Regions from separate parts of the Homo sapiens genome. Here region 2 is linked to region 1. Evidence: chromatin contacts called from ENCODE Hi-C or POLR2A ChIA-PET data. All regions are on one chromosome and are shown on one strand. Each heading gives the region's core, a stretch centred on a gene start or an enhancer-like site at or near the end of the contact. The rest is flanking DNA. Distances are from core to core; before and after follow the strand shown.

Region 1 (4,420 bases), core at 1,002-3,501:
TCCCCAAACTCTCCCAATCCAACTTAATGCGAGTAGACTATTTTTCCACTTTGTTCCACTCATTTCGCACTCCTGATAGAATTTTCTCTTATCCCTCTAATCTCTTATTTAGGCTTATGTACCCTCTCCAGAAGTTCTGTGTTGTGTCACTTACTTCCCCACAGAGATCTCTATCTCAAGGAGACCAATTCAAATGATATTCAAATATATACCTCCAGTCCTGGTCTCTCTCCAAAACCCTATTAAAACTACCCAGTGGACATTTTCCTACAGACATACTAGCATCCCTTCACATTGTCTCAAGCCAAATTAATGTTATCACTATATCAAAACCTCTGAACGTCCCTGTTTTTTTCACCCTGACATGCAAATTAAACATCTCTTTTGACTTCCTTTCCCTTGTTTTCCTTAATTAATGAAGGCCTGTCCATTTTTTCCTTAACATGTTCGTACCTTTCCATTCCTCTGCCACTGCCTGAGTTGAGGTTCTTTTCATCTTTACAACCAGATAACTAACATAATTTCCTAATTTACTTTCTCACTGTCTATCTTCTTTCCCTATACTATTATAGTACTCTGCCAACCACTGCCAAATTAATTTTCCTAAACTATCATTCTACTTATCCAATCACCTTGTTCAACAGGGTTTTAAAAATGAAATCAAAACTCCTCTGCTTGATATTCAAGGCCCCTCATGTTCTCAAATCAATGTATATTCCCAGTCTTATCTCTTGTAGTCCCTAAATGAAACAGTTCCTCTTGCTCAATTTATGCTCCTAAAAACAAACAAACTTGGCACCATTAACAACACAATTTCCTTAACTCAGAATATTCTCTTGTATATAAATAAGCCTTCCTGAAAGTCAGAAATAGGATCTCCCTTTCTTGAACTTTTATAACACTTAATTGTATATATCATTCATTTTAAGTTAACGACCTCCTCACCTATACTGTAACTCTTTAATGGGTACCTGTTCTCTTTCCCTACACCGAAAATTCCTTGAGAGCAAAATCATGTCTAATTTAATTTCAAGCATCTATTGGGTATCTGGCCCCACAATGCCAAGAGTATATTTTGTTGATTGTTAATTAATCATCTTACTTTATTTAATACAAGTAATAGCTTTTCCTTGTTCTACTATAAACAGATCTGTACACTTTCTGGTGGCTGTATGCACCAGTCTAAACATATGGGTAGGGTCCAGTAATTTTTAAATTTTTTCTCAATAAACTCACGATAGCTACCATTTATTAGTGATAGCTAGCTAACCACTGTTAGGCACTTTACACGTGTATCTCATTGAATCCTCATATCCACCAGTGGTAGGCACTATTATCTCCATTTTACGGAAGAGAAAACTACTACATCTTGGAGATTAAATGTCTCTCCCTTCTCATGTTATTATCTGCCCTTTCCCCTCCAAATCAATTCATATCATTTTTTCTAAACCTTTTCACCTTTTACTCAACTAATCATTCGTTTTGTTTATTAACGACTATGTGCCAGGTGTTGTGCTGATGCAGGAGACAACCGCGAAGATGGGGACAGAATCAGTAACATCGACGTAAGGGAATTGAAGCAGAAGATCACGCTGCCTGCAGACACCAGGAAACGCCAAGACCCCCCTTCCACGAACCAACATTCTTCCACCCTCTCCAACTTTTTTCTGGAACCCCTTCACTTCCAACGCCACTCAATGTACACTTCACTTTCTCGTGCTCTTCCTAAGAGAGTAGTGTTTTCTTCCTCCCCACCGAGAAAAAAAATAAAAGCAACAACTGGAACTTCTTCCTTACCCTGCCTTGTCTGCAGACCCTGGAGGCCCCTTCCATTTCCCCTTGTCCTTTTCCTTGTCTTTTTTGGTTCCCGCCGCAGTGGTCGAGTCGCCCTCGAACACGCTGAACAGCTCATCTCCGAATGCGTCCGCCATTTTTGGGAGCAGTGAGAGCAAATCTCCCTCCTACCCACGATGCCCCGCGACCGAAGACAGTGACGTCTCGTGAAGGCTCAACAGTGGCCCGCAGGAGACAAAAGTAGTCGAGTCGCGCAGCCGACAAAAATGTTCCCCTGACTTTTTTTTTTTTTCCTGCTTTTCTTTCCTTTCCTTTCCGACCTAAAGTGGATAAGCTGCTCAGTGGATAAAGAGCGAGGGCGGCGCGTGGCGCCTGGCGTGTGGCAGGCAGCTGGCGACTCAAGGAGGCGGAGCCTGCTGAATTCGACCAATTGCGAGGCAGCGGTCGCCCCGGCCCGAGAAGCCCGGATCGAAGCGCAGGGTGGCAGCCCCGGAGCCGGGGAATGTGAAGAGCTCTCGGCTGTGCAGTGGTACCGTCGGGGCCTGGGCCGCGAAGGATCTTCTGCCACAGCTGCAACATGGGCGGCAAGAACAAGAAACACAAGGCTCCAGCGGCCGCGGTGGTCCGGGCCGCCGTGTCTGCTTCCAGAGCCAAATCTGCCGAGGCTGGAATTGCCGGGGAGGCCCAAAGCAAGAAGCCAGTGTCCAGGCCGGCCACCGCTGCCGCTGCCGCTGCCGGCTCCAGGGAGCCCCGTGTCAAGCAAGGTACGAGAGGTCCCCCAGCCCCTGGCTGTCTGCCCTGAGACCTTGCTGCTTGTCCTGAGGAAAGGGCCTTAGAACCCGGGAGGAGCTTCGGGCCCAACATTTCTATTTCCCAACACTCGAGCTGCTACCTCCCCATGGGGTGGCCTTGTTTTAGATTAAAAAAGTCTAAGCTCTTTGGGCCTCCAAAATTCTGACAGTAGCCCTGTTGCAGCCTGGCATTTCTCTTTTAACTCACACTTCTCCCCCTTCTAAAAACAAAATAATTGCATTAGCTCCTGTTTCAGCAGGAATTCATCCTGAGCACCATCTCAGCTAGCTAGGCTAACGCAAAGACGAGTACTGAGTGGAGTTCCTGACCTCCTGGTGCCAGCCAGCCCCATTTTCTGTCAGTTTTTCATATCATTTTCAGCAACAATCTAGTGTCTCCATGCGTTCTGGAAAAATCAATACTTAATAAAAATTACAGGACTTACACACTGGTTACACACTGGTTACGTGTAATCTATTGTAAAATTGTCTGCCCTCGTTTCTGCCGCCATGCAGTTTTGCTTACTGTACAAATTGATTTGACAACTCAACTTATAGATGGCCGATTCCTGCTGCAGATGAGCAGGCCACATATTACGGTTGAGCTCAAAAGATGAACAATTACATTCTGTTGTGTTCTTCTCGGGTTGTTTGCTTGTACTTATTGGAGTATTCAAGAAATATTTGCTGAGCATTTATGTGTATATATGCAAATATTTAGTATGTGTCTGATAAGATGTGAGGAATGTGATGAGCAAAAAGAGACATCACCTCATGGAGCTTGCCAGTCTAATGTCAGAGATAGGTATTAACTAATAGGTAACGCACACAGACATATTTATAGCCTTATAATAGATAAGTGCCACAAAGAAAAGCCAGGGAAGACAGTTTAACAGGGTAATCTAATTTTTCTCGGGATGAGCAGGTATCATGGATGGTGTCTGGAAATGTAACAGTTAAGCTGAGATGAGGAGAATGAAAAAGGAGTTAACTCTGTGAAGCATGGCAGAAATTAGTATTCCAGGCGGGCGTAATGAACATCATGTGTAAAAAGTTTGAGTCAGGAAAGAGCTTGGGGCTCTTGAGGAATTCACAGAACATAAAGCATCGCCAAAGGATGAAATGAGATGAGACTGAAAAAGTAGGCAGGTACCAGACCTTTACCTAGAAGGTGGAAACAGTTCTTTGCCCTGCGATTTATTGTAGTGTTAGCTACAGAGTTAGCATACTTGTAATTACAAATACATAGAATTTCTCCCTGACAACTATGGCAGTTTTATTCTGTGGATCAGCCTCTTTTTTACTTTTCCTTTGTCTTTTACTGACATTCCTCTGAATTTGAACCGATAGTCATTTGTTGTATTCTTTGAATTCCCTTTCCTCCAGCCCCAAACTGTGACCCTTTCTCAAGGTGTCAATCCTTGACAGTATAGTTCACTCCTAAAGCCCTTCTAGGAGTGTTCATCTATTTCCATTACTTCTATCTTTTCCTTTGTAGATGGCCTCTCTTCCAAGCTCAAGTTGGCAATTTATACATTTTGCTGGATTCTCTGACCCTATTTTTTGCAAGCATCTCAAATTTAACAGGGCTAGTACTAAACCACTCTTCTTTCCCCAAACTAACTTTTTCTTCGACTTCCTTGTTTCTGTTTTTCCATATTTCACTTTGCATTTGTGTAGTTCACATCCTAGTCTTGGTACCTGTGAATTCCTGGAGTAGCAACGAAGTCTTTTAATAGGGCTCCACAGCTGTGCTCATTTTGCTTCCTCCAGTTGGTCTTGCATATCAACATCAGACTGATCTTCCAGAAATGCTGCTTTGGTCGTAACACTTC
Region 2 (4,400 bases), core at 783-3,282, 7.0 Mb before region 1:
CCAAGTAAAGAAGGTATCTCTTTCCCATTAGTGTTATTGGTAATTTCTAAAGCTCTAAGCGGTATAATTTATCTTTTCATATACAGGATAACGATGGTTTCAGTTGTTACCACAAATTACTTCAAATATAACGGAGGAAAAAATCATTAGCTATATAGGGTCTTCCAATATATCATACACACAACATGAAAATCAATCTAGCTTCACGTAACTTGGTCAAACCTGGCAGAATCCAAGGGGCACGTGGACGTGACAGCCAAGTTACTACTGACTAGGCTAGGCTAAAGGTTAATAAATAAGGCACTCATAAAAGGAATCGAGGCCAGGCGCGATGGCTCACGCCTGTAATCCCAGCACATTGGGAGGCCGAGGCAGGTGGATCACTTGAGGTCAGGAGTTCGAGACCAGCCTTGTCAACATGGTGAAACCCCGTCTCTACTAAAAATACAAAAAATTAGCTGGGTGTGGTGACAACGCCTGTAATCCCAGCTACTCAGGAGGCTGAGGCACAAGAATAGCTTCAACACGGGAGGCGGAGGTTGCAGTGGGCCGAGATCGCACCACTGCACTCCAGCCTGGGTGAAAATCCGTCTCAAAAAAAAAAAAAAAGGAATCGGTATGAGAGATGGAGTCAGGAACACTGCTCAACTCGAGATTATCACACATCTCTCGTTCTTTCAATATTGGTACCGAAAGAAAATAATTTTACTTATCTCCCTCCGTGCATTTATTCCTTTACAATATGAATTATTTCCAGTCTGGCTGGCGTATCTCACTCCACACCCCAAGCTAGTGTCATAAACCATTTTCCCCAAGAGAAACCTAGAGAAAGATACATAAGCCTAAGGCTCTTAAAAAAAAAAATGAAGCATGTGTCTTCACCTCGCCTTACACTTTTCTCAGTTACCTCTCCCGAGGGTGTGAAAATATCAACATCCGGTCGCCCACCCCCACTCTCTCAGCAGTGCCTCGCATTGACTCTGCCCATCCCCTATCATTCCCTTTACAGTCTCATCACCTTGGAGAAGCCCATCGAATATTTCTTCCCATTGCTCCCCCACCCTTATTCATGGCTCAGCGCGATATTCTCCACATTTTTCTCCCAAGAAGTGGCAAAAAAGAAAGCAGCATGGTCGACGACGAAACCGGGGAGGCCTGACAACCAGACGGCAGTTTAAGGCGACGGAACTGGCTCTTTCCCCCCATCTCGGCCTCCGACCAGCAGTCGGTTCTCTAAATGTGAAATCGCTGGTCTTCCCGCTCCCCCACCCCCATCCCCATCCCCGTCAGAGGCCAAGCCGGTAAAATGCAAAGACCAAGGGGAAGCGCGAGGCAGGGTCATCCCTAACGAAGCCCGCTCCCTCCCGGGCTGGTGTCCCCGGGGGGGGGCTGGAGATTGCGGGAGGAGGAGCGAGCGGCCCTCGCCCAGAGACCCCCGGAGACGCGACCCTCGACACCCGGGCCCTTTCCCCACCCGGCTTCCCTCCCCCGCGGCCCGATCCGGAGAACTGCAGCAGCGCCCGGGCGGACCCCAAGCCGGCCTCACTGGCACACACGCCACACACAAAAGCGCCGCGGCCGCCGCCTTCCCACCCCCACAGCCCGGCGAAGCAATCAATGAGGCGGCCGGCGCCCGCGTCCCCTCCGTGCACACCCGAACACGGGGCCGAGCGGGCCAGCGGGGCTGGCAGCGCGGCTCACCATCGCTGCGCTTGATCTCCACGTAAATCCCGATCTGGATCTTGCCGAAGTTGGCCGTTGCCATCACCTCATCTGGAGCAGCAGCAGCGGGCCGAGGGAGGGGGACCGGAGGGCGGAAAAGGCGGGGAGGGGGCGGGGTAGGTGTGGGAGGGGGAGCGGTTGCCCGCGGCCGCGCCGGCCCGGGCGACAGCGTGAACGCAAGCGGGGCCGCAAGGAGCAGCTGTGGGGAAGCAGGCGGAGGCCCCGGGCCTGCAGGCCGGCAGGAGGACGCGCACGCCGGGTAGTCGGGGTGAAGCTAGGGCCGGGGCCGTGAGACGGCGCGGGGTAGAGTGGGAGGGCCCGCACCGCCCGCCGGGGAGCCGACGCTGGGGAGGCGGGGCGCCGCGCGCCTGCGCAGAGCGCGCCTCCGGCGTCTCTTCTTCCTTTTCGGCTGGCCTCTCCCCGCTGCCTCCAGGCGGCCCCGCCCAGCTCTGCAGCGGGGTGGGCGGCGGCCGCGGCTTACCCAGCCGCTGGAGCGTTGAGCGCTCGGCCCGGCCCACAGCTAGCCGGCGTCGCGTTTGATTTCAGCGCGCGGCCTAGAAGACGCGGGAAGCGTCGCGCCGAGCTTTCTTGCCCTCTCGCTTCCGGGAATTGGCGCTGTTGCCGGAATGGGTTAAAGGCCACGTGGTTTCAGGGGCTTTCTAGCGGGCTGAGGGATGTGAATTCAAGGGCCCTCCGTTGACAGTACGGGATCCGGGTTTTCATCGGAAGGTGGCACCCCCTATTTCCACTTACAGGTAGCTGACCCAAGCAGCCCTCCCAAGCACACTTGGTGTAGGTTTCCCATCCAGTTACGCTGGAAGGGAAGAAACACCCTTGAGGTGTCACCTACCCTAAATCGAAATGAAGATCCACCCCTTTACAGTCTTGCCTTATAGTTTATCACACTCAGAAAGAAGCTCTGTGGTGGGGCGTCCTTAACTGTTCAGGTTATGAGGCATCCGATGCTGGTGCCCTGTTTCTGCTGAGGGTTCAAGACTTACTTGCCTTGGCCTGTAAAGCCAACAACTGTGACTCAAGGGAAGAAGGCAGACACATAAGGTTGACTAGGGAATGTGTCTTTTTGCAATAATTTAATTAGTCTGACCACATCAGCAATGTGGAAAGCAAGACTCTCCATCCTGGCAGAGCAGGAAGGCCACGTGTACCGGGGCCCTGGAAACTGTATTTATAGCACCGTGTGAAAACCTCCAAACGTCTAACTCCTGCTTGTAGTACTGGCAATTGATAGGTTGGAAACAACACTTTTCATGGCCTACTTTCCCTAGTCATTGTTTTTTGTTGTTGTTGTTTTGTTTTGTTTGTTTTTGAGGGGGAGTCTTGCTCTGTCGCTCAGGCTGGAGTGCAGTGGCGCGATCTCCGCTCACTGCAATCTCTGCCTCCTGTGTTCAAGCGATTCTCACGCCTCAGCCTTCCGAGTAGGTGGGATTACAGGCCCGCGCCACCACGCCTGGCTAATTTTTGTATTTTTAGTAGAGACGGGGTTTCACCATGTTGGCCAGGCTGGTCTCAAACTCCTGACCTCAGGTAATCCACCCGCCTCCACCACCCAGAGTGCTGAGATTACAGGCATGAGCCACTGCGCCCGGCCTTCCCTAGTCATTGATAATCTCCCTGTAACAATAACTACAAATATACAATTTAAAATTTTAAAATTGGAAACTGGATATATACATCAATGCTTATGTGGATATATGTGTGCCTAGAGTTTTCTATCTAATGTAAGTAATCATGTAGGTCCTTAAAAAACTGTTAAAAGACTGGCTTCATCTGTAGCTTGAACATATTGAAGGTATACCTGTCAAAAGAACAATTCTATTGAATCCATTCTAAAGTGCATATAATTTCTATGGAAAAAAAACCACACTGGATAGACAATGTGGAAAATAACTTCTTTTACATTCCAGAAATGACACACTTGAGTACCCCGGTTTCAAGTGAAATTTGACCAAATCAGGGTTTAGTTTTTATTTTTTCTATAATTTTGGGAGTTTTATCTGAACTCTTCAAGCTCCTGTCTAGAATTCATTTTCTGATGTCTCTGCAACTGAGGTATAAAACATCTATTTATATTTTATTTATACTTTATAAAGAATGCAAAGAAATCAAGCTATACAGCTCAAAGTTAACATTGTTTCATAAAATATTATTATTATTATTATTAGAGACGAAGTCTAACTCTGTCGTGCCTAGGCTAGAGTGCAGTGGCATGATCTCAGCTCACTGCCACCTCCACCTCCCAGGTTCAAGTTATTCTCCTGCCTCAGCCTCCCAAGTAGTTGGGACTACAGGCGTGTGCCACTACGCCCAGCTAATTTTTTGTATTTTTAAAATAGAGACGAGGTTTCACCGTGTTAGCCAGGATGGTCTCGATCTCCTGACCTCATGATCCTCCCGCCTCAGCCTCCCAAAGTGTTGAGATTACGTGAGCCAACACGTCCAGCCAATAAAATATTATTTTGTATCGTGGTTGCTGACACATACCTTACACTCTGTGGTTTATATGGTTAATCTTAACCTTTAATCCATATAAAAGGTATTTTTAAAATATGTACATTGTTTTGCTCCATAAAAATGTATGACATAACACTTAACAAACACAAAACCTTTCCTTTATAAGACATACCCAAAAGGCTTACTTTTTTTGGTACACATCAGCA

The links. A loop is a pair of places that touch in the nucleus more often than their neighbours do. ChIA-PET counts read pairs that join two places held with the same protein, here RNA polymerase II (POLR2A). Pooled maps may share reads with other maps.
Region 2: a loop to region 1 is called in a map of naive thymus-derived CD4-positive, alpha-beta T cell, with 13 times the contacts of the local background. The contact joins the promoter of KIF2A here to the promoter of DHX29 in region 1. A Hi-C loop is called at or near these places in 1 of 168 maps with a recorded cell type or tissue (naive thymus-derived CD4-positive, alpha-beta T cell) and 6 of 50 pooled maps. POLR2A ChIA-PET finds 5 or more read pairs at or near these places in 1 of 52 experiments (activated CD4-positive, alpha-beta T cell).

Annotation. Positions count from the first base shown.
Region 1 is chr5:55,305,525-55,309,944 of GRCh38, reverse strand. It overlaps DHX29 (DExH-box helicase 29), which reads left to right and starts at 2,251. Exons shown (of 27, transcript NM_019030.4): 1 at 2,251-2,558. The coding sequence starts at 2,372. MTREX (Mtr4 exosome RNA helicase) reads right to left here and starts at 1,956. Exons shown (of 27, transcript NM_015360.5): 1 at 1,798-1,956. The coding sequence starts at 1,931. It overlaps LOC124900979 (a long non-coding RNA gene), which reads left to right. Exons shown (of 2, transcript XR_007058774.1): 2 at 1,508-1,796. RefSeq lists enhancers at 1,703-2,182, 2,323-2,582.
Region 2 is chr5:62,303,838-62,308,237 of GRCh38, reverse strand. It overlaps KIF2A (kinesin family member 2A), which reads right to left and starts at 2,032. Exons shown (of 21, transcript NM_001098511.3): 1 at 1,702-2,032. The coding sequence starts at 1,765. RefSeq lists a silencer at 1,299-2,328.